Linked DNA regions of Homo sapiens: region 2 is linked to region 1. Evidence: chromatin loops called from intact Hi-C (ENCODE). Cell type or tissue: chondrocyte. All regions are shown on one strand. Each heading gives the region's core, and the rest is flanking DNA. Links, peaks and the distances in the headings are about the cores only.

What was found. Hi-C counts contacts between places; a loop is a spot of excess contacts. Peaks named below come from ENCODE experiments on the same cell type or tissue, not always from the same donor. Only the 100,000 strongest peaks of a DNase experiment are listed, where the experiment ranks them.
Region 2: it touches region 1 in a loop (3-fold over the local background); 4 of 110 quality-filtered maps call a loop at or near these places.

Annotation. Positions count from the first base shown.
Region 1 is chr16:87,659,818-87,671,258 of GRCh38, forward strand. All of the region lies in intron 2 of JPH3 (junctophilin 3), which reads left to right. Among named protein-coding and RNA genes, the nearest start is that of JPH3, 63 kb to the left of the region's middle. RefSeq lists an enhancer at 2,548-3,498. In chondrocyte, for the core only: no CTCF peak of the experiment used is centred there; no DNase peak of the experiment used is centred there.
Region 2 is chr16:87,598,154-87,610,219 of GRCh38, forward strand. JPH3 (junctophilin 3) reads left to right here and starts at 4,355. Exons shown (of 5, transcript NM_020655.4): 1 at 4,355-5,375. The coding sequence starts at 4,994. It overlaps LOC124903750 (a long non-coding RNA gene), which reads right to left and starts at 4,030. Exons shown (of 2, transcript XR_007065172.1): 1 at 3,859-4,030; 2 at 2,372-2,952. RefSeq lists an enhancer at 2,894-3,456 and a silencer at 10,337-10,537. In chondrocyte, for the core only: no CTCF peak of the experiment used is centred there; a DNase peak (open chromatin) is centred at 10,458.

The DNA of each region.
Region 1 (11,441 bases), core at 236-2,735:
CTCCAGAACTCCTTTCACCTTGCAGAAATGACACCCTGGACCCTTGAAACACTAACTCCCCCTCCCAGGTTCCCTCCCCCAGCCTGGGGATTAGGCATCTAGCAGCTGCTGTCTGGAGAGGGATAGCATGGCCCTGCTCCGTCCCTTCTGGGCCCGTTGAGCTCTGCTGTGAAGGGGATTCCTTTCCTTGTCCCTGTCACTCCTAGTGTGGAGGTCGGGGGTACCAAGCCCCAGCCCTGCCACCTGGAAACCCTGGGAAAGCAGCGTCACCTCCCTGTGCCTCAGTTTCCTCATCTGTAAAGGGGAGCTGAGGACAGGACCTGCCTCCGAGCCTGGGGAGAGACGGCAGTGCACAGGGACTAGCTGTGCGTCTCAGTAATACGGAGAGAACTTTGCAGGCCAATGGCGTCCCTCTGAGAAAGACTCTCCCTGGATTCTGTTTCAGAGAGTTGAGCTTTTCCCCAGAGCAGATGCTTTGAAACTGTCTCAGGTGGACAGAGGGGGCTGCAGGGAGGGCACAGAGGACTTCCTGGGAGTGAGGTTTCCTGGGATTGAGTCCCAGCCCTGCTGTAGGGCTGGAGTGAAAGGGGCCTCCCCAGAGAGCCTCTCCCAGGGCTCTGTCCCCAAGTGGCCAAGCTAATTCGGTTCCGTGCTCCCCTTTTGCCCACCCCCACCAGAGGCCACAGGCTGGACTGGGCGCCACTGCTCATGCTTCTGTCCTGGGATAGCACAGACCAGTACACCAGGGTCTGGCACATGTCCGTTGTAGTCACTGCAGCCCTCCCAGTCTCCCCGTTTTGTAGAGGAAGCCACAGCTCGGGGCAAAGCCGCACCTCGCAGTGGACAGGTGAGTCTCTGCCTCCCCACCAGCTGCCTCTTCCACAGATGGACCCCCAATCACACTGTCATATCGCCTGTCTGAGCCTCACTGTGCTAGTCTGTAGGAGGGGGCACCTCCTCTTGGGCCATCCATATAAGGCTGGAGACAAACAGCTCCACCCAGTTATGGGAGTCCCATGCCATCCAGGACACATCCAAGTGGATCTCTCATAGCCTATCATGGTTCCTCCAAGACTCAGTTTTCTCATCTGTCCAGTGGAATGACAATGGTACAGGCTGTGAGAATCCCTTATCTGAAATGACTGGGATCAGAAGTGTTTCGGATCTTGGCTTTAAGTTGTAGAATATTTGTATGCACATAATGAGATATCGTGAGGATGGGACCCAAGTCTAAACACGAAATTTATAATACATAAGTTTCTGGAGGCTCCAGGGAGAATGTGTTCCTTGCCTTTCCCAGCTTCCAGAGGCCGCCTGCGTTCCTTGGCTCGAGGTCCCTCCTCCACCTTCAGAGCCAGCGGGGCAGCCTCTCCTCTCCTCTCCGACCTCCTGCCTCCCTCTTACAAGGACCCTTGTGGTTCGGGGTCATCTGATTATCCACCCAGATAATCCAGGGTCATCTCTCTCTTTCCTGATCCTTAACTCAGTCATATCTGCAAAGTCCCTTTTGCCACATAAGGGGACACATTCACAGACGGGTTCTGGGGATCAAAACAGGGACATCTTTGAGGGCTGTGTTTCTGCTGACCACGCTCTCCTCTGGGCCTGCCCTTTGCATCTGCAGATAGCAGTGGACTCTCTTTAGGGGGAGCAAAGCCTCCCGCTCTGAGCATGGGCTGGACTTTGGGGGTCCAGGACTGGGGAGGGGTCGACATTGTAGGTCACCACCATGTGTGACTGTCCAGGGAGGCTGGGGGATGAAACAGCCGAGGGTCTGACTGGGGGAGAGCCGAGAACACACCCCACTTTATCCGGAAGGCCAGCCATGTCTGCTCAGAGACGAAGAGTCACGGGACAGCCCTGTCCAAGAGCAAAGACCCGTCCAAGAGCAGGGTCAGCACCTCGGAGAGTTCCCCGCAGGCCGCCACGGGGCGGGGAGAGAATTCATGGGGCTTCGACTTAGAAGGGGAACATACAATGCTGTGGTTTTCACTGCCTCTGGGTGCAACTCAGCATTTCCCCAATTACGAAGCCAGGGCCTTGGCCCCCAGCAGGAAGCCTGGGGTATTTCATTGCCTCACACTCACGTCCCATCTGCTGAGGGGCACGTACGCCACCACTACTCCTGAGTGGCAGTTGATTTTACGCTCACAGATTCGTCCTGTTATTTAGTATGTTAATTCAGGCGGCTATGCATGGTTGTCTCACAAATTTGATTTTTAAGGAATTTAACATTTCAAAATACTTGGTTTCCCTTGTAACCCCTCACCTTTTATTTTCTGTACCTACGGTCATCCCTCAAGAGGGATCCGTAGGCCTCCCCTGCCTGCCCTGGGCACAGGGACATCCCGAAGCGCCGGTCCCAGAGCCTGGGCTCTGCTGCTGTTTCTCTGTGACTTGAGGCAAGATATCCTACGCTGCCGAGATAGCAGCCCCTCTGCCTGGGGAGGTGAGTGTGAGGAACCCGGTGTACTCTGTCGATGTTTAAGGGTCAGTGGGCGCCGAATGAATGGTTTCTGTCAGCAGCACATTCTGCATCTCCCAAAACCAAAACCAAAAGGACAGCCGGATTTTCCCCTCTGCCTGACTTCACTAGGCTCGCGTCTGATTTTTTTTTTTTAGCACCGTCAGCATAAGGGCCTGGGTTTATTTTGTGGTTGTTTATAGTGGAATTGGGTGTAGTGTCCTGATTTGTTTTCCAGGATGTTCGTTTTGGGGTCAAGGGTCTTTGGGGTGGATGAGGCGGGAGAACCAGGCTTGAGTGAGGCTCTGCCCTCCTTTCCTGGCCCCCTGGTGGCCCCTCCAGAGTCTGTCCCGGCCATGGACCCCAGTCCCCGCTGAGCCATGCGGAGAGTTTGGGAGAAGTGCATACCTGCCTTGGGGGCTTGACTGGCAGGCTGCTTTCCTCTGGCTCATCTTGAAGTTAAAATGTAGCTCAGACCCTCCTCAGCCCCCACGCAGGGTTGCAACCTCTTCCGTCTGTCTCCCTGTGAAATCCACCTTCCAGGGGGCAGCCTGGGACCTGGGATGGCCCTCCCTACCTGAAACCTTTCAGGCCTTCCACTGCCTGCAGGGAAAAGCACCGGCTCCTTTCACGGACTTCCAGCACCCCTTCGGGGCTGCTGCTGCCTGGTTGGTAAGCCCTGAGCTCACTAATCTCAGCCGTCACATGCTGTTGGGCACCAGCCTGTCTCTTTGGACCATAAAAACGCCATGTTGGGTTGGCAGGATAAGTCGGCAAGTTTTGATCCAGGGCTACAGATTTCCTGGTTGTATTGTTTCAAGGTTAATTTCTTTCTTTTTTTTTTTGAGATGGAGTCGCGCCCTGTCACCCAGGCTGGAGTGCAGTGGCACAATCTCGGCTCACTGCAACTTCCGCCTCCCAGGTTCAAGCAATTCTCCTGCCTCAGCCTCCCAAGTAGTTGGGACTACAGGCCTGTGCCACGTGTCCAGCTAATTTTTGTATCTTTAGTAGAGACAAGGCTTCACCACGTTGGTCAGGCTGGTCTCAAACTCCTGACCTCAAGTGCTCCACCTGCCTTGGCCTCCCAAACTACTGGGATTATAGGCATGTGCCACTGTGCCTGGCCAAGGTTAATTTCTTGATAGAGTTGGACAGTCGGTTTTGCTACAAAGCTTGTTTTGAAAATGAGAGTTGGTTCCAGCATGATTGATATATCAGGGAACAGTTTCAAGATAACACAAGTTTCCCGTTTTCCTTTGTGAGATTTCACCCACCAGAAGCACTGGGTGAACACAGCCACTGCCCCCAGCTGGCCTGATGCACCTGTGTTCACATAGGAACACATAGGATGCATACGCACCTCACACAGCCCCAGCCGCCCCAGGGACCCCATCCTCGTCAGGGCACAACTTCCCCGTCTCCACTGCCCCGTCTCTGCCACTCTGCACCAGCTCTCCAGCCCACCTCCCTCGGTAAACTTACAGCGTTTTCAAGCCCAAGTGCCGTGTTAATGTGTCTCTGAACCCCTTGACATGTGAAGCTGTGCTGCCGTTTTTATTAGGGTTTCTGTCTGTTTTGAGTGCCCTTTCCCTAACCCCATTCCCCAACAAGCCCTGTGGTTTTGACTGTGCGGTTTTGCATGCAGTGATTTCTAGGAATGCAGACGTCGAGTTGTGGTGGAATCGACTCTTCTGTGCTCATGTGAGGGAATGGCCTTGTTTTGAGGAAATATGCGCTGAAGTACTCAGGGGTTAAAAATCATATGGCCAGCTGGGCGCGGTGGCTCACGCCTGTAATCCCAGCACTTTGGGAGGCCGAGGCGGGTGGATCACGAGGTCAGCAGATTGATAGCATCCTGGCTAACACGGTGAAACCTCGTCTCTACTAAAAATATAAAAAATTAGCTGGGCGTGGTGGAAGGCGCCTGTAGTCCCAGCTACATGGGAGGCTGAGGCAGGAGAATGGCGTGAACCCGGGAGGCGGAGCTTGCAGTGAGCCGAGATTGCGCCACTGCACCTCCAGCCTGGGCGACAGAATGAGACTCTGTCTGAAAAAAAAAAAAAATCATATGGCCCGTCAGGCGCGGTGGCTCACGCAGTTTGGGAGGCTGAGGTGGGTGGATCACTTGAGGTCAGGAGTTCGAGACCAGCCTGGCCAACATGGTGAAACCCTGTCTCTACTAAAGATACAAAAATTAGCCGGGCGTGGTGGCATGCGCCTGTAATCCCAGCTACTGAGGAGACTGAGGCAGGAGAATTGCTTGAACCTGGGAGGCGGAGGTTGCAGTGAGCCGAGATCGCGCCATTGCACTCCAGCCTGGGCAACAAGAGTGAAACTCCGTCGCAAAAAATAGTAATAATTCGTCCGTCTCCTCGGCGAGTGGAGGCTGGGGCCAGGGTGGAACAGGAGCTCCACGGTGAGCCACCCCGGAGTGAAGGCCACTGGCCCTCCTTATCCTTGCTGCGGTGTGGGGGTGTGGGTGTATGACCCACAGCTCACATGTGGAAACATGGAGGCCCCGGGGCCTGTGTGACTTGCCCAGGGTCCCAGCTAGCAGGTGGCAGAGCAAGACCTGTATGCAGAGGCCCAAGGAAGCGTCATGAGGACCCAGGTCACCAGTGCATCTCCAGGGTGAACCTGGCCCCTGCCCAGCGCATTTGCCTGTCCCCTGAAACCGCCACCACACAAAACCATGTGCATCTTCAGAGCAGGAGGCGTCTCCACCATCTGTTTGCTCCCGTTTGACAAATGGTCGGTGCTCCTTGAACGGATAAACAGGAACCATCCGGCCCTCTTCCTTGCCGGAGCTCATCCCTTTGACTCCAGGGAGGGAGGTCATGAGCACCACAGTCTTTATGGGGGAGATCACTGGCCTGCCCCTGGGCGGAGAAGCCAAACTAGAACCTTCTCCCCAGGGTGAGCTCACAGGCTTTTCCCATCCGGGACCCCTGAGCCGATTGGCTGCCCGGGACCTGCTGTTATATCGGGGGCTCCCATTGCAAAGCCCCTGCGTGGGCTGGCTTCCCCGGGTTTGGTTTCTCCCCATTGTGCAGGGTCTTGGGGTAGGGTCTGAGCCAGGTCACCCTGGAGAACCGACAGCACCGGCCCAGCCCCGCTGTGACCTGCTGACCCCGGACCCCGCACTTTGCTTAGTGCTTTAGGTCTGTAGGAGTAATCTTTGGAGAATCGTGATTCTGGGACCCGAGCTCTGAGGGAACAACCTCCTCTGAGCCTCCCAAGGCCCCCCAACATTGTGGGGTGAGCCCCACCTCACAGATGCTGAGACAGGCCTAGAGGCGTGGCGCTCCCAGCCCCATGCCCCACATAGCTCTAAGGCCTGGCCTCACTTGCAGGTGAGGGTCCTAGGAAGCTGGGGGTGGGAGCAGGCCTAGGAGAGGCACTCAACAACCACGGCTCAGCATGGTCTAGAACTGCCCCCTCTTCCTCCCGGCTGCCCCGAGTCTGGCTTCCGTCAGACCCAGCCTCCTTCCCCAGCCCATCCCTCTCCCTCTTTGATGAGGCCGATGGGGCAAAGACCTTTGCTTCCCAGAATGTTCTGTCCCTGGTTGGAACACTGGTCCCTGGGACACAGCCCTGTCCTCAGCTTTGAAGTCAGTTCCCATCGCTGCCCCCCAGGTAGCTGGCTGGCTTCTGCCAACCTCAGCCTGGTCGCAGCTGGCACCTCCTCACCAGGTACTAAACCAGGGTGTGCAGAGGCCCGCTCGATCCATGGGGCAGATCAGCAAATGGTAGTGCAGGATGCCCCATCATATGTGAATATCAGGTAAATAACAGGTACTTCTTTTTTTCTCTTTTTTTTTTTTTTGAGACAGAGTTTCGCTCATTGCCCAGGCTGGAGTGCAGCGGCATGGTCTTGGTTCACTGTAGCCTCTGCCTCCCTGATTTAAGCAGTTCTCCTGCCTCAGGCTCCCAAGTATCTGGGATTACAGGCACCTGCCACCATGCCCAGCTAATTTTTATATTTTTAGTAGAGACAGGGTTTCATCATGTTGGTCAGGCTGGTCTAGAACTCCTGACCTCAGGTGATCCGCTCCCCTCGACCTCTCAAAGTGCTTATATTACAGGCATGAGCCACCGCGCCTGGCCTATTTTTTTTTTTTTCCCTTGGCAACAGGGTCTTGCTCTTTTGCCCAGGCTGGAGTACAGTGGCGCAGTCATGGCTCACTTCAGCCTCAAATTCCTGGGCTCAAGTGAGCCTCTCACCTTAGCCTCCTAAGCAGCTGCAACTACAGGTGTGCACCACCATGCCTTACTAATTTTCTTTAAAATTTTTTTGTAGAGATAGGGGTCTCCCTATGTTGGTCAGGCTGGTCTCAAACTCCTGGGCTCAAGCCAGAGAGGGGCTGGCCTGGTGCTCTGGGTTCTCCAGACCCCCTCCTGCCTTGGTCTCCCACAGTGCTGGGATTACAGGATGAGCCACGGTGCATGGCCACCTGATGGATAATGTCTAATATAAGAGAACCCCTAATTTAGCTGTCCCTGTACCCTTGTGAGGTGAGCAGTATTGTTGCCTACATTCTATAGATGGGGAAACAGAGGCCACAGAGGCCTAGCAGCCTGCCTCGTCACCGAGTGGGAGCTTGGCAGGGCTGGGATCTGAACCCAGGCCGTCGGCTCCTGGGCCTGTGTGCCCCCTCCATGACCATATCAGCTTCCTACAGCTTCCATGACAAAGCACCACAAAACCGGAGGCTTAAACACAGAAACGCAGTCCCCCAGCTCCGGGCAGAAGCTCGAGACGAGGGTGTGGCAGGGCCGTGCCCCCTCTGCAGCCTCTGGGGAGGGTCCCTTCCGGCTTCTGGGGGCTGCCGGCCTCCCTGGAGTGGCCACGTCACTTGTTGCTGCTGTCTCCCTCGTCACGTGGCCTCTCCTTCTCTGTCTCTTAGCTCCCTCTGCCCCGTCCTGAGCACAGCTGTGATTGCATTAGGGCCCACCTGTATAACCGAGGATGCCCTCTTCTCAAGAGCCGTACCTTGATCTCATCTGCAGAGATGCTTTTCCCGACGTGAATGGAATATTCTGAGGATTAGGACGTGGACCTACCTTGTTAGGGGCCACCATTCAGCTGACTGTCTTTGCCAAGCACAGGCAGTGGAGACTGTGTCATGCTCTGATCCGAACAATCGTCCTTCTGTCTGCCGCCCGACTTCCCCAGCCCTGTTCAGAAAGACAGAAGGAACTCCTGCCCCACCCTAAGCTGAAGTCGGGAGCGTGAGGACCCTTTATCTGGTCTTTGGGGGCCAGGTGGGTTCACGGGCACAGGACAGCATGACAGGCAGGGCCTGGCATTGGGACACCTGGGTCTTAGTCCTCACCTGTGACAGCGGGGGGTCTTGGGCAACGTCCCACCCCTCTCTGGGCCTTGAAGATGAAGGGGTTAGATCCTGGCCTCCCGGAGCTTCCCCTGGTGTAGGATCAACACACTTTTTCTGTCAAGGACTAGAGAGTATTTTAGGCTTTGCTGGCCCTGTAGTCTAAGTCACATACTCTTCTCTGTCTGTTTTTGTTTGTTTTGTTTTGTTTTGTTTTGTTTTTGTTTTTCCTACAACCCCTTTAAAATGCAAAACCCGTTCCTAGCTCCAGGCCATGGCTGCCATTGGGCTGTGTTGAGCCTGTGGCGCGTGCACAGGCCCCTGCCCTTGGTGGACACTCTGATTCCACCTGCAAATCCTGAGCGCACACCGGCTCTGAACAGGCTCTGTGGCTTCAGAAACTTATCTTCTGGCTTCGTCGATCTGGCTGGTTTGCCCTGGGGATCCCGCATCCTCTGACTACCGTGATGAGCAGAGCGCAGCGCCCGGCTCCGTGGGCCAACTTTTGGTGTCTTGCCCTGCCTGAGCCTGTTCCTCCTTCCTCTCCCTGCCCCTCCAGCCGCTCCGGGTCCTCTGGGAAGCTCTGGCCTCTTCACCAGCCCTGCGCGGCTGCTGGATCTGGAGGCCGGAGCCGGCACATGCGTCTGACAGCAGCGCTGCTGTCTCTTGTTTTTCGTGGTCCATGTTTGGGGGTTACATCTGGGCCTGTCCCTTCTCTGTGTAGCCTGAAGGCAGTTCCCAGGCTTGTGTCCCTCACCTCTCCGCAGACGCCCTTTCCAGATCCTGTTCAAATCCTGGCCCTACTCACGGGAACTTGGGTGAGTCAGTTCCCTTCACTGAGCCTTCATGCCTCCCTGTTAAGGAGAAGCTTCACTCGGCATGGCGTGGCCCGTCACACTCATCCTGCATCTGTTACACCAAATGCAGTTTCCTCTTCTATAAATGGGAGAAAATCACCTGTCCTTGCCAAGGGTCCGGTGGGAATTAAATGAGCTGAGCCAGGGCACGGGTGGAGCTTGCTGAGTGTTAGGTCGTGTGCCTGCTCTTCTTGGCGGAGTCTGGCCAGATACCTCATCTGGTTCCATTGCTGTCAGTCTCTAAATGGGGCCTTTCCTGCCCAGCTCCCAGCCCTGGTGCTCACACCATCACAGGCCAAAGAACTGGATTCCAGACACTGCCTCCTCCACTGTCCCCACAGTGAAAATGGGGAGGGATGTCCCTGTGGAGCCCTAACTGGGACCCAGACAGCCCTACCCCCAGCTCCCACCCCCTCCGGCTGTCCCGGAGGCCGTGCTCCGTGGATCTCCTCTCCCTCGCCTCCACGTGGGCTCCAGGTAGCTGCACACGCATTACAAACATCTCGTTAATCTTCTCGGAGGTCCTGCGAGGCGAGGCCTGTGGTAGCCCTGCCCTTGGAGCACTGAGAATTAGTAAGGAAATCGCCGCTGCATCTCCCGGTGGCACAGGGGCGTGGAGGCGTGGCGGGCCTTCCCTCTTGCACCACTTTGGATCCTGGGTCCTCACAGCAGTGTTCTCTGCAGGGGAGGTGCAGGCATTGGTCTGCTCTAGGGCCAGGTGGTCTAAAAAGTCCCTGGTCAGCCCCGAGTCCTGCAGGAATCTGCATGTTAGTGGGATTTGGGGTTCAGGATGCTTGCCTGCTGGGTAGGATGGGGTTGCTGAGTGAGGCTGAAATCCCAGATGGGATGTCTGGGCTCCTCCATGCCTGACTTGGGAGGGGTGAGAAAAGGAAGGAGACTTGGCCATCTTTAGGCTAAAAGCCTAGTGCTGTCTCACAGGAGGGAAGAGCAGGTCTCTGCAACACACGCCTGGGGTTCCGTCCCCTCTGGCCACTTGTCTGTCACCTTGGACACGTTGCCTGGCAGCCTCTGAGCCTCAGTGTGCTTCTGTGAATTGGGGTGACCCTAGCACGGTGCTCACGACAGAAAGCATGGGAGTGCAGACGTGGGTCAGTGGCCCGCGGTGAGAGCTCCCTGTCTGCCCCATGGTGAGTTTCCACAGCAGTGAGAGAGGCCTGGCGTGTGGGGTGGAGGCCGGGACAGTGTGAGGGCCGCCTGGTCAGAGCGGGAGGCAGGACCCCGTAGGGAGATGAAAGCCAAGCTGGACCCAGGCAGAAAAAGAGGAACGAAGGACAGGAAGTCCAAGAGCAGTCACTGCTGACGTGAGTGCGGCCTGCAGGCAGCCAGTGTGGATGGACTCTCAGGCCCTCCGTTGTGTGTTAGGGGACCGGAGGAGCAGAGAGGTTGCAGCAGCCGGCCGGCCTCTCTCGGTGAGGGCCGGACTGCACATGGGGCTCAGAGGCCGTGGGTGTGCCTGCCCGCCTGTGTCAGCTCCAGCCGTGGGGGCGGGGGTAATCCGAGGCTGCGTCCCGAGGCTGTGGGAGCTCTGCCTTCATCCTTCCATTCACAGGTAGGGACACAGGCGTGGGGATTCCACGGTGCCCTTGAGGCAGCTGTTTCCTAGACCCCCAAGGCCCTGACGGAGACTCCCCCACCCCTCAGGAGCAGAGGGTGAGGCGGGGTCTGCACCGGCCGATGTGGGCAACTGTTGCACCCTCGGAGCCCAGCAGCGAGGGTGGGGGTCTGTGGGGAGTCAGCCGCAGCCACCAGCATTGCTGGAATGTGTCAGAATGGTGGTGCCTCCTGCAAACAACCTTAGCCTCTGTTCATCCTGTCACCAGGGTCCTGGGAGAAGCAAACCCACGTGTGGCCTCTGCAGGGTGGGTGGGGAGGTTCTCCCGGCCAGGCCTGACTGACGCCCCTGCTGCTCCCTGTGGTCCAGCCTGGACTTGCCACCGATTATTCTATCAATGGCACTGCACTGGGCACCAGGATCCAAGCAGTGGACTGCGGGACAGGACCTGTCCCTGTGAGCGGCCTGTCCCTCTCCCCAGGCCCAGCCTCCTGTTGGTTATCCTTCCAAGCCCATGCCTGGGCTGTGCGATCCACCTTTCCTCCAGGCACTCTTCAGGCAAATCTCTGGAGCACCCACTGGGTGCCACACACTGCGGATGGGACGCAGGGTACCGCACAGCCCCGGTCCTCAGGGACCCGGCGGGGACAGCACTGGTGAAAAACCACGGAAGTACATTGATGTGTCACTTCAACAGGGGCCTACGCAGGGGCCTGCCCTGTGCCAGGCCCTGTCGTTGGTTTGTGGGGTGAAGACCCTGTTCCTATGGTGTGGACGTGGTAGAGATCCAGGGGCTCTGGCAGCTTGTATGGGGGAATGGGGACGGGAGGGGGGTCAGGAATGGGCTTCTCGAGAGAAGTGACATTTGGTCAGAGGCCCAAGAGCGGGAATTGATCCTGGCCCTCCCTGAATCAGTGTGGTGTGACCCCTCCCGCCAAGGTGAGGGTAGCAAGGTGCCTGGGGCTGGAATCCTGGGGCTGTGGCCCGTACAGTCGCCCGGGACCCATGCCCAGCAGGGCCCTGCACCCGGAGTTTAACACTGAGGTCCCCACCTTGAAATTCCTAATCATTGAGTCTTTGTAACTTGTGTTAGGGAGTCCAGCGAGACAATGGGGTATGTGCGGGGTCTTTGGAGCTTCAGCCCATGCACAGACACGTCTCTCTGTTCCTCGACTCCTAGCATGCTCTCACCTGCCTGCCCCAGAGACCAAGCC
Region 2 (12,066 bases), core at 9,047-11,546, 53 kb before region 1:
TCTCAATGTTAAATCATGTCTTATCGACAGACCCCATATCCCAATTTTTGGCTCAGTTTGCTTCCTCTACTTGTACTAGAAATGCTGATCATATCTTTCTGCCATCACAAGGGAGGACCCTGGACCCCACTACTTGACCACAGCTAATCGAGTCAGAAAGAGACACCTGACCCAGGCTGAATGTCTCTCCTAAGACTCAGGAATCAGGATCTCCAGAGTCCAGGTTAGTGACTGTTAGGATGGGAAGAGCAGATTGCAGCAGAGAAAGCTGGTCTATGGAGGGCAGAAACATAAGGCAGGCTGGCTGAGAGCAGAGATGTAGGGCCCAGTAAAAGAGAGAGGCTTGGGTCGTGGCACAGTGGGAAGGTGGCCATCTGCAAGCTGGGCAGAGAACTCTCACCAGGGACTGAATCAGCCAGAAACTTGATCTTGGACTTTTAGCCTCAAAAACAATAAGACATTTCTGTTGTTGAAGTCACCCAGTCTGCGGTATTTTGTTATGACGGCCCTTGAAGACTAATACACAGGCAGACAGTGCTAGAAAGCTCACTGCATCACTGTAACTGCAGAAAACAAAACAAAGCCAACCGCCCTAAATGTCCCTCATTGACAGTGGGTGTATGAGGAGGTGACTGTCCTCCTGGCTGCTGGTACTCTGGGGAGGCGGCTTTGGTGCTCAAGCCAAGAGATTGAGGTTGAACTCTGGGACTCCCAGGAGGGGCTGATTTTCCTGAGAGCCCCGTGAGCAAAAAGTGGTAAACGTTTTCTGTAAAGAACAAGATGGTAAATATTTTAGGCTTTGTAGGCTATATGGTGTCTGTCACAACGACTCCACTCTTATGTTGCAGTGTAAAAGCCACTCTAGACACACAAATGAATGGCCATGGTTGTGCTTCAGTGAAATTCTGTTTATGAAAATAGGCAGTGGACTAGATTTGGCCTCTGGGTTATGGTTTGTGTGATGCCTGGCTTAAAACAACAATCTTCTTTTTTTTTTTTTTTTTTTTCAGAAAATTGAAATTCTGACAAGATGTGATGGGGAACGCTTGTCTCAGCTGCATGTGGCTTTAGCTGGGGTGACCTGCCTGGGGTCTGGAGGGTCTACTTTCAAGATGGTACACTTTTATGGCTGTCAAATGCTGCTGGCTGCTGGCTGGGAGTCTGGCTGGAGCTGTGGGTTGGAGGACCCTGTATCTCTCCTTGTTGGCACGTCCAGGGGCTGCTTGAGCTTCCTTACATCATGGCAACTTGGTTCCAAGCTTGAGCACCCCAAGAGCATGAGGCAGAAGCTGTGTTGCTGTTTATGAACTGACCTTTGAAGTCACATCCTGTCACTTCTGTGATAATCACACACTGGCCCAGATTCAGGGGAAGGGAATGCAGAGCCCACCTCTCAACAGAGACCTAGAAACGCCCAAATGGCAGTCCCACTTTGCTCCCCCAAAGCACTCCCTCAACAGGAGGGGTGTCAACACCACACTGGAAGAAGATCACGTGGAATGGGGGATCTTGTGGACATTTCACAGTGTTATGGTAAACACAGGCAAAGACAAGAAGGCAAGCACAGATAAGTTGATCGTGGCTCAGTTCTTTGAAGGAGATTAATAGGCTTTTGTGGGGATGCAGGGGGAGCTTTCTTTCTGCACTAGTCAGGAAGCCTCTCTGGAGCTGAGACCAGAAAGCTCTACTGTCATGGGAAGAGGCACCAGGCAAAAGAGACAGCAAGGACCCATGCCTGGAGGCCAGAAAGGGTGCAGGCTGGAAGGCCAGGCAGACTTGGGCTCGAATCCTGCCCAGTCATTATTTTCCCTCTGGCAAGGCACTTTACGTTGGTGGGGAAAAGTGATTCTTTTAAAAAGGAGAGTGTAATTCCAAATCACCTGAGTCCATGAGATGACTAATGTGCTGTCTTCATCCTAGTGCCTGGCTCACATGTGGGTTACAGCTTTTTTACCCTTCTCCCTGGTTTTTGTTTTTAAACGGCTGGGTGGTACTACGTTTATAGGCTTGGAGAGTTTCCTCCAAAGTGAAATCAATACTGCCAGCCCTACTTTATCGGGAGGGCGGTGATTTCCAAATTGCACAGAACAAATGCCTGTAATATCTGCATTTCAGAGACTAGAGCCTGTCACCGCTGGAGTAACTGACTGCAGGAGATGAGAGAGGGTCAGTTGGAGGTGGGGGTCTTGGAACTGCAAGGGAGCGGAGTGTACACTGGCCAAAGGTGGAAGGTGCTGACCAGTAACTGCTTGGAAGCAACCACCGTGTTTCAATAGGATCTCAGTTGCAATCCACTGCTTGTGTGAAGGAGGGCTGCTGATTCAGCAGCAAAATGGTTGGAAATAAAATGGAAGAAATGAAAAGTAGAACATACGAGTGGTGGCAATGTTTATTTCAACAGGCAGAGGGCTGGGTGTCTCCATGCAGGAATCCATGACCCTCCCTGGGGGGCTGGCTTCCAATAACATTACTTCCCACTTCCCGAGCGCTTACTGAGTGCTGGGCGCCTAGCTTTTGAATTCCCACGGTAACCCTATGGGAACTCTGCCATCTCCATTTTACAGATGAGAAAACTGAGCTCAGGGACATTAGGTGACTGCCCAAAGCCATACTGCTGGTGGGCCCCGGAGCCAAGGTTTCGACCCGAATCTCTTGAGGACAAGGTGCAGTTCCTTTGGCCCACACATTTACAACAGAGAAATTTCCATGGACATGAAACAGCCCAGAGATATTATTTCATACCCATTTAGATGAACAAAGTAAAATAAATGGAAAGAAAATCAGAAGTTTGAGGACACCAGTGCTGGCCAGGAAATAGAGAACCACAAACCCAGGCACACTGAAGGGTGAGAGGTCAGTTGCTCCAGGTGTTTGGAAAGCAATTTGGCAGCTTCCAATAAAGTCCAAGACGTAGCTGGTCCAATGATGCCACCGCAGACATTTAGAGAACTTCTGTAGAGGGGCACAGGGAGACAGCGCTAGAAAGCTCAATGAATCACTGTAACTGCACAAAACAAAACAAAGCCGACCGCCCTAAATGTTCCTCATTGACAGTGGGTGTATGAGGAGGTGACTGTCCTCCTGGCTGCTGGTACTCTGGGGAGGGAGCTTTGGTGCCCAAGGCAAGAGACTGAGGTTGAACTCTGGGACTCCCAGGAGGGGCTGATTTTTCTGAGAGCCCCGTGAGCCAAGAGTGGGGACCATCCTGATTCTCTCGGACAGGGGAAGATCTGAGCAGGGCTCCTGGCTGATTGGAGGCTCCGAATCGCACCTCTTCTCCTGTCCTAATCTCAGGCTCCAGGCCTGGCTTGCAGTTTCTGGCTCACCGCGCTGCGGTCACCGGCCCACACTCCCAGGAGCGAGGACCCTGGGCAGCCTCCACACCCCCATCAGCCCACTGCACCGGTCTGCTGCCATTTCCCGCACGCATTTCAGGAGGGCTGGGGACGCCGGCTTCTGCCTGAGGATTTATGGTCCAGGAAATGCATTTTAAATGGATCCCAGGATGCTCGGATCCAAGAATCAGACTCTCTCTTGTGCGTGGGAAGAGGGGCGGAGGGTGAGAGTATGTCTGGAGAGAGACCTAGAAACGCCCGAATGGCGGTCCCACTTTGCTCCCCAAAAGCGCGACCGTTCCCCGAGTGGGGGGGCGCTACCTGTTGGCCAGGGCGCAGGGCGCACGGAATTCGGGTGACTTTGCTCCAAGATACACGCGTGTGTCCCGACTCTCACTCAATTTATAGGGGAGAGGGACTCGCCAAATCCCTGTTTTCTGGGGTAAGCCCCCCTCCCCCCACTCTTGGACCCAAGCTGCCCGGAAGGAAGAAGGAAGCATTGTTTGTCACCGGAGAAAACCACCTGTGGTTTGCAAAGGGCCTCAGTCGAGTCAGGGGCAGGCGGGGCAGATCCGAGCCCGGCGGGAGGGGCGAGGCGCGGGGGCGGGCAGGGGCGAGGGTAGGGGCGCTCAGCTGGCAGGTCCTGCTCTGCAGGCCTCACCGCCCAGCTCCCGGGAGGGGGCCGAGGGCGCCCTGAGTGCTGCGCGCCTTCCCATGACGCAGTTCCTGTGCCTTTAAATCCCACTCCCGGAGGGGGCGGGGGCGCCCCGGCTGGACCCCGGTTTCCAGTCCGGCGGGGGCCCCGGGGAAGCCCAGGGCGGGGAGCGCGGGGCTGGGGGCGCGGAGGGCGGGGCGCCCGGGGTCCCCGCCCGCGCGCCGCGCCCTAGCCTGCTGGGCCGCGCCCCTCTTGGGACCGCCGCGCTCCGGGGGCGGGGGCGGGGGCGGGGGCGGGGGGCGGGGGGCGGGGGGCGGGCGGGGGCGCGCGGGCGGGCGGGGTGCGGGCGCGCGCCGCGCGGCCCGAGCGCGCGAGCCGGGCCCGGAGCGCACGCCGCCGCCGCCACCGCCGCCGCCGCCGCCCGAGCCGCCGCATTGCTGCTGCTGCTGCCGCCGCCGCCCCGCGCCCGGCCCGCGGCCCCCAATATGGTGCAGCCGCCAGCGCCGCCGCCCGTGCCGCCGCCGCCGCCCGCGGGCCCCGCCGCCGCCCTCGGGCGCCCGCAGCGCGGCAGCCGCAGGTGGGGGGCCGCGGCCCGGGCCTGAGCTGCCCCCCGCCCGGCCTCGGCGCGGCGCCCTCCCCGCGGGGCTGCCGGCGAGGGGCCCTCTCGCCGCTGAGGTGGAGCCGCGGGCCCCGCCGCCGCCGCTCCTGCCCCCTCCCTCCCTCCTCCCCTCCCCCTCCCCTCCGGTCCTGTCTCCAGCGGGAGCGCGAGACGCTGGTCAGGCTCCGCGGCGCAGCTCGAAAAGGAATAATCGCCCCCGATTGACTGAAATTCCTCCGGAGCCGGCGCCGCGGCCGCCCGCGCCCGAGACCGCGCTCCGGGGCCGCGTCCTCCTCTCCTCCGGAAAACGCTCGCGACCCAGGGCCGCCGGCGGCCGCGACTCTGCTGTGTCGATCGCCTGAGTCCGTTTTCACCGTTTGCGGGATCTGGAACCGAGTTACATGCATGTCCAGTGGGGGCAGGTTTAATTTTGACGACGGAGGGTCCTACTGTGGAGGCTGGGAGGACGGCAAGGCGCACGGCCATGGCGTCTGCACCGGCCCCAAGGGCCAAGGCGAATACACCGGCTCGTGGAGCCACGGCTTCGAGGTGCTGGGCGTCTACACCTGGCCCAGCGGCAACACGTACCAGGGCACCTGGGCGCAGGGCAAGCGCCACGGCATCGGCCTGGAGAGCAAGGGGAAGTGGGTGTACAAGGGCGAGTGGACGCACGGATTCAAGGGGCGCTACGGGGTGCGGGAGTGCGCGGGCAACGGGGCCAAATACGAAGGGACCTGGAGCAACGGGCTGCAGGACGGCTACGGGACCGAGACCTACTCGGACGGAGGTAGGTGCCGCGGGCCGGGCCGGGCCGGGGCGGGAGGGACGTGCTTCCGATCGCGCCCCTTCTGTGGATCTCTGGGGAAGTTGAGCTGCGTCCTCCGGTTGGGCCGTGGGCACCAGGGGCCTTTCCCGGGCTTCCCTGGAAGCCACGGCGGCTCCTGGCTACAGGTTGCCCCGCTGCCTGGTGGGGACAGTGCCCCTGTGCCAGCTGAAGGGTGTTGGGGGCTTTCCAGGGGCAGAGCCAGGCGGGGCCCAGCAGAGCCTCCGTGCGTCGGACACAGCAGGCCGGAGACCTGCGGGAAGGGCCAGGCTGGGCCCGCGGCCCTGGGGAACCCAGCAAGGGCAGAGGGGGCTGGGAGAAGGGCCCCTCCCCTTGTTGGCTTTGCCCCCCACCCTGGAGGCCGCCCTTCGATCAGGCCCCAGCTTCGCTTCTGGTGTTCCTGCGGCGCCCGAGGGCCTTCCTCAGCCCCGAATCTGCCCAAGCCGAGAGAAAGGGAGTGATGGGGAGCGCTAGGGGCGGGGGATGCCAACCCGAACCAAAACAGCCAGGCAGTACACTTCTAGGTGGTTGGACGCGGACTAGCGCTGTCGAAGCAGGCTGCTGGAGGGAGGAGGGAGGCCCATCTGCTCAGTGAGAGCCCAGGAATCTCGTCTTTCAGTGGCTGCATCGTTTTCACCATTAGTTGAGGGAATCGATCTGTGCCTTCATTCTAAGATGCCACCGCATTCGGGGCAGAGCCGGGGCCGGAAGCCAGGGAGCTGCCTGCTGCTGCTGCTGCTGCTGCTGCTGCTGCTGCTGCTGCTGTAAGATGGTTTCTGTGCAGGGAACCTTGGCCGGCTCTGCAGCTGCCCGCCTGCCTGGACTCTCCGATATCCACTCCTCAGTGCACCTGACACGCATGGAGCCGGTCCTTTCCTGGAAGCCAGACCCCAAACAAACTGGCTTCCCCGACCAGTCCACTCCCATGTGGGAGCTTATCCTCAGAGGCACTGGGTCCTCTGCCTCCCTCGGGCGGCTCGCCTGTTTCAGGCATGGATGCCTGGGAAGGGAGTGAGACGCAGCAATGACTTGTGCTTCTGCCGAGAATAAAAATCCTGAGCGTACGTGTGCTCTAGTCCTCCCCGCCCGCTCGCTGCCTCCGAGTCTCATGAAGAAAGCTCGGAACACCTGCTCCACGGCCACATCCAGGAGTGGCAGGGGGCTGGAGAGTAATTATTATTTTGGCTTATGCAACTGAAAAGCAGGGTTCGTTATTACCCGAAGAGGAGGAGGAGTCTGGGGCAGTTAATTATATAATGCTCCTGCCTGTCAAAGCCGTGCCCAGCCCCGGTCTCAGGCGGCCTTTTCTGTGCCGTTGTTGTTTTCATGGAGCAGGTTGGAGAGCTTCCCTGACCCTGGGGCGCTGAGGGCCGGGCGGGAGCAGACGGTGCTCCCTTGGTTCCAGGCTGTGGGCCTGTGTGTGTGTGTGCGCGCGCGTGCAGGCACAGGGAGGCCCGGGCAGCAGATGTGGGTGGCTGAGACAGGCAGGCAGCCTGGCGCTTCCAGCTGGGCTGTTTGGAGCCCAGGGGCTGCTATCACCCCCAGGCTCTGGCCAGGAGGCTCTGCAGACCTGTCCTCCAGAGGTGCTCCTGGCTGAGCCTGCTCCAGGAGGACTGTGCAGGCCGGGCTCACGCAGGGCATGGGGACGAGAGGAGCCAGGGCTTTCGTTGTCTCTGAAACTCCTCAGAATATCTGGGGGTGAGGCTGAGCACCCCACTCTGCCCACGCTCCTCAGACATCTCCAGAGTCCTGAGGAATCATTTCTTTCATTCAACAAATACTGATGGAATGTTTGCTATGAGCCAGGTGTGCCAGGCTCTGGGAAAACCACACTGAGCAAAGCAGACAGCCAGGTGTCCTAGGCTTTGGAAAAACCACACTGAGCAAAGCAGACACAGATCTTTGCCCTCACGGAGCTTACATTTGAGGGAGAAGGAGCGGCGATTATGTTGTGACTTTTTAGGGAAGAAAGGATCTGATTCTGTGGCTGGCCGTGTAGTTTAGGATCTGACGGGTTAAGGGGAGAGATGTTTTTCTCTATAGGTCCACTTCCCTGGGCTCTCCACTCCAGCCAGACAGCTCCCTCAGCATCCTGCTCCCCTAAGCCCTTCCCCTCCTTGTGGTCCTGCCTGATCATGTCCATTCTACAGATGAGGCCAGTAAGGCCCGGGCTTTGTGATTCAGGAGTCCCAGCCTTTGGCTGCAGGGATCCCCGATCTGTCTGGGACCAAACCCCCCTCGTTCTTGCATCACATTGCCGGAAGAAGCCCAGATTGTCAACATCCTCTCAAGGGGTATGCGGTTCTTAGCTCTCCCATAAGCAAAGCCAGGCAGGGATGCAGATGGGGAGCTTCATGGCCGGCTCTCCCTTTTGGTTGGCAACATGGCATGACAGGAAATAGAATTGACCCTTCTGGTCTTGAGGACTCGGGCCTGGACATCTGGGCCACTTTTCTGGAGGGCTCCCAGCTTCCTGTTGGGAAGGGGGTGATTATGGCACTGAGTGTCCCCAGGCAGCCCATGGAAGGAGCCTGCAGGGTGTGGGGATCGCCAGAATGGGGCAGAGACCTCCATGCCTCCTTCCCAGTCAACTGGTGGGTGGTGACAGCCATGTCGCAGTGAGGAAGGAGTTAATGGCCCCAGCTCCACTCTGACTTTTCCTTTGCACAAGAAGTGGGGGAATATTGGGCAGCCATCAGCGAAGCTCTGGAACCTCAGCCCAGCTCTGGGCGCTGACTTGGGGAAATGGCGATTTTCATGAATGATGCACCAGCGGCCAGCGTATTCCACATGTAGCTGGAATTGGTGTGGAATTTCAGCTGGGGACACCTGTGCCAACTCCTCCTCCTCCAGGTGTGTCCTCCCCTTAGGGTACTCCCTGATTGAGCTGAGTAGCTCCTACCGTCTGCATGGTGAGGCCTGGGGGTGTGGGGTACAGGCACACTTGCTTCCAGTCACAACCCCAGCTTGCATCCTGGGCTTGAATCCCTGCCCTACATGCCCTGTTTTGTGACCCTGGTTGGATTACTTAACCTCTCTGAGCTTGTTTCTTCATCTTTACAAAAGGTTGATAACAATACCTGTAAGGTGGGTGAGGATTAATTGAGAATGGTGTGCGTGGCTATGCCAGGAATATAGTAAGCATACATTATTATTTACCGTTAGTTTTTTCATTACAGTTTCCAGGCAATGCATGTCACTTACAATGATCATTATTAGAACCAACATCTGGACAGGAGACTGGTGATCATGTAAATGATGTTAAATAGCAACATTAGATACTTACTGTCTGCCAAGCATGTGGCAAGTGTTAAATGAATTACAGCCCTTAATTCTTACACCTCTAGAGGGTGATTTTCTTGTTATTCTCATTTTCCACACTGGGAAGTGGAGGCTCCCAGTGGGTGTGGGTTGGGAGGAACCAGCAGGCGTCACACTCAGGACAGCCATCCCAGAGCCTGGGCCTTTGCTAGGTACGTCGCTCTCTAAATGCCCCTGTGCAAAAACACCTCCTGTTCTTTCCTCTCGTTTATATCTCTCGTTCTCTTGTGCGTACAGTGGCCCAGAATTGCAGGTGAATGCCCATGCACAGACGGGCAAACCCATACACTGCCCAGGACCCCTGGCCCCCTGAGGCCCACCATGCATGCCGGTGCTGCACCGCACAGGTATAGATCTTTCCTTCGGGTGCTGTGTACACAGAACCCCTCGAATCGAAAGTTACCCCCTCCAATAAGCCCTCCTACACCCTGAAAGATATGAGTCATCTCACGCCCAAGCCTCTCCCCCTCATACTCAGGTCCCGTTCACCGGCCCAGATTCCTCAACCCACACAAATCACACACACCCACAGTCGGAATTCAGATCCCCCCAGGCGCCTGCGCACACACACGCGCACAAAACACCTGCCACCCGGAGACATTTTCCACCCCGTCCCCCAGAACGCAGCCACTGCGCCCTTGCGGCCTTGCTTGCTCTCCACTGGCCAAGGACTCTGAATCTCCACCAGGCCTGTAAACGGGGAGCTCAGATGACAGAGGCAGTGGTGTGCTTCGTTTCCATTTTAAACACACGTTTATGCTGTTAGTGCCCTTTTAGGGAGAAAAATCCCTCATCTCAACAAAATAAACTACCATGGGGCGTATGCTTTGTGCTTGGCTATGACTATGACTATGCAACAAGTAATTTCTTTTTCAAATGAGTGCCCAGGTTAGAAGGAATCAGGTTCATTGGTGCGGAGATTATGCCAACAGAAACTCATTTCAGAAACAAGAAGCAAGCCCTGAGCAGTTGGAGACGAAAGCGTTTTCTCCGAGATTCTCTTTCCGCTACTTCGGGGGGCGGGTGGTGAAAGGCTCCGTAAGGTGAAAAGAGAAAGGAAGAAGCAAACAGCTATTTTTTTGTTGCCAGTTATAGCTGAGAAACAAATGTGGCTGAAGGGCACCCCTACCCACGTTGGCCGTGAGGCCGTTTGATGGGCTTTGTGTGAGGAATCCTGAGATGAGCTGGCCGGGGAGTGAGGACCGGCACCCGCCTACAGCAGCGATCTGGAGTAGTGAGTGAGCAGCCCCAGCTGACACAGAGAAGGAGAGAGAGAACTCTGACCCCTTCTCTTCTGAGGACACCCAGCCGGAGAGAGCAAGAAGGGGTGGAGTGTGGGGGTGGGGGCAGGAGCCTCTGCTGTTCCTTTCCAAGACTTTTTCTTCCTGTTTTCCCCAAGCCTCCACAACTCTAAATATGACGAGCTCTCAACTGTGAGCTAATAATGTTGAATGTAACGCCCTTTGTGTCCTTAGATGACAAAAAGACTTGTGAGTACTAGAGGAGAGGGTGATGTTGGTGTGAATTTTCCACATTGGTCCGTGTCTCCGTGGACTGGCCGCTTCCCCCGCTGGTAGCTTCATGGCTGTGAGAGGCCATGCGGTGGATGGAGCCACCGCTGCACTGGGGTCCTGGCTCGAACTTGAGTAAGGTGCTGTCTTCCAAGTCTGGAGAGGAGAGGAGGAGAGAAGAGAGGCAGTCCCTTCAGCACCTTGGAGAGCGCTCCCGGCTGCCTGCCTGGGTTGGGTGGACGGCTGGACTCACTTTCGCTCTAGGCATCCTCTTCAAGCCAAACCATCTCTCCTTGCCAGTGACCGCCTGGTCCCGGACCCTCCAGCACACTCAACCACCAGAAGTGTGCCTATGCCTGTGCCAGATGTGGGGGCCACGCCTGCGATCCCAACACTTTGGGAGGCCGAGATGGGAGGTTCACTTGAGCCCAGGAGTTTGAGACCAGCCTGGGCAACATTGTGAGACCCCCGTCTCTACAAAAAATACAAAAATTAGCCAGGTGTGGTGCTGCACGCCTGTGGTCCCACCACTCAGGAGGCTGAGGTGAGAGGATCGCTTGAGCCCCGGAGGTCAAGGCTGCAGTGAGCCAAGATGGTGCCACTGCACTCCAGCCTGCTGACAGAGCCAGACCCCATCTCAAAAGAAAAAGAAGAAGTGTGCCTGGTCCTACTCAGTCGGTGCATGGATTCCATGCTCCAGGAAGGGCTGCCACTTGGCATGCCTGCCTATGTTTTCACCCCTACCCTGTCAGTCCTTCCTGAAGAAGTGAGTGTCTTCTGAGGTAACATCCTCTGCTGGTCAACTGGGAGAGCAGCTCCCAGCTTGTGGAGGTGGGTTTGGGGGTGAGACTTTATTTTTTTGTTTTTATTTATTTATTTATCTGTTTTGAGATGGAGTCTCACCCTGTAGCCCAAGGTGGAGTGCAGTGGAGTGATCTTGGCTCATTGCAACCTCTGCCTCCTGGGCTCAAGTCATTCTCATGCCTCAGCCTCCCGAGTAGCTGGGATTACAGGCATACACCACCACACCTGGCTAATGTTTTGGGTTTTAGTAGAGACAGTGTTTTGCCATGTTGGCCAGGCTGGTCTTGAACTGAACTCAGGCGATCTGCGTGCCTCGGCCTCCCAAAGTGTTGGGATTACAGGTGTGAGCCACTGTGCCCGGCCTAGGGTGAGACTTTAGTAAGATGTATAGAAGTTGCTCTGAAGTCTAAGGTGTATTCCTGCCATAGGATATGTGTGTTCACTTCTCTTGGAGCATAACAGGGGTCATAGGTGCACAGCCGAAGGCAGGCAGAGGAATGATTTGTCTGTACCAGTCAGTGAAACTGTTTCACCACCATTCTCTTTACATCTGCCTCAATGGGTGAGTCCTCTAGACCAATGGTCCCCAACCTTTTTGGCACCAGGGACCTGTTTCATGGAAGACAATTTTTCTACCGCCCAGGGTTGAGGGATGGTTTTGGGATGATTCAGGCGCATTCTATTTATTGTGTGCTTTATTTCTATTATTATTACATTGTAATATATAGTGAAGTAATAATACAACTCACCATCATGTAGAATCAGTGGGAGCCCTGAGTTTGTTTTCCTACAACTAGACGGTCTCATCTGGGGGTGATGGGAGATAGTGACAGATCATCGGACATTAGATTATCATAAGGAGTGTGCAAACTAGGTCCCTGGCATGAGCAGTTTCCAGTAGGCTCTGCATTCCTATGAGAATCTAATGCTGCTGCTGATCTCACAGGAGGCAGAGCTCAGGCAGTAATGCAAGCGTTGGAGAGCGGCTGTAAATACAGACGAAGCTTCACTTGCTTGCT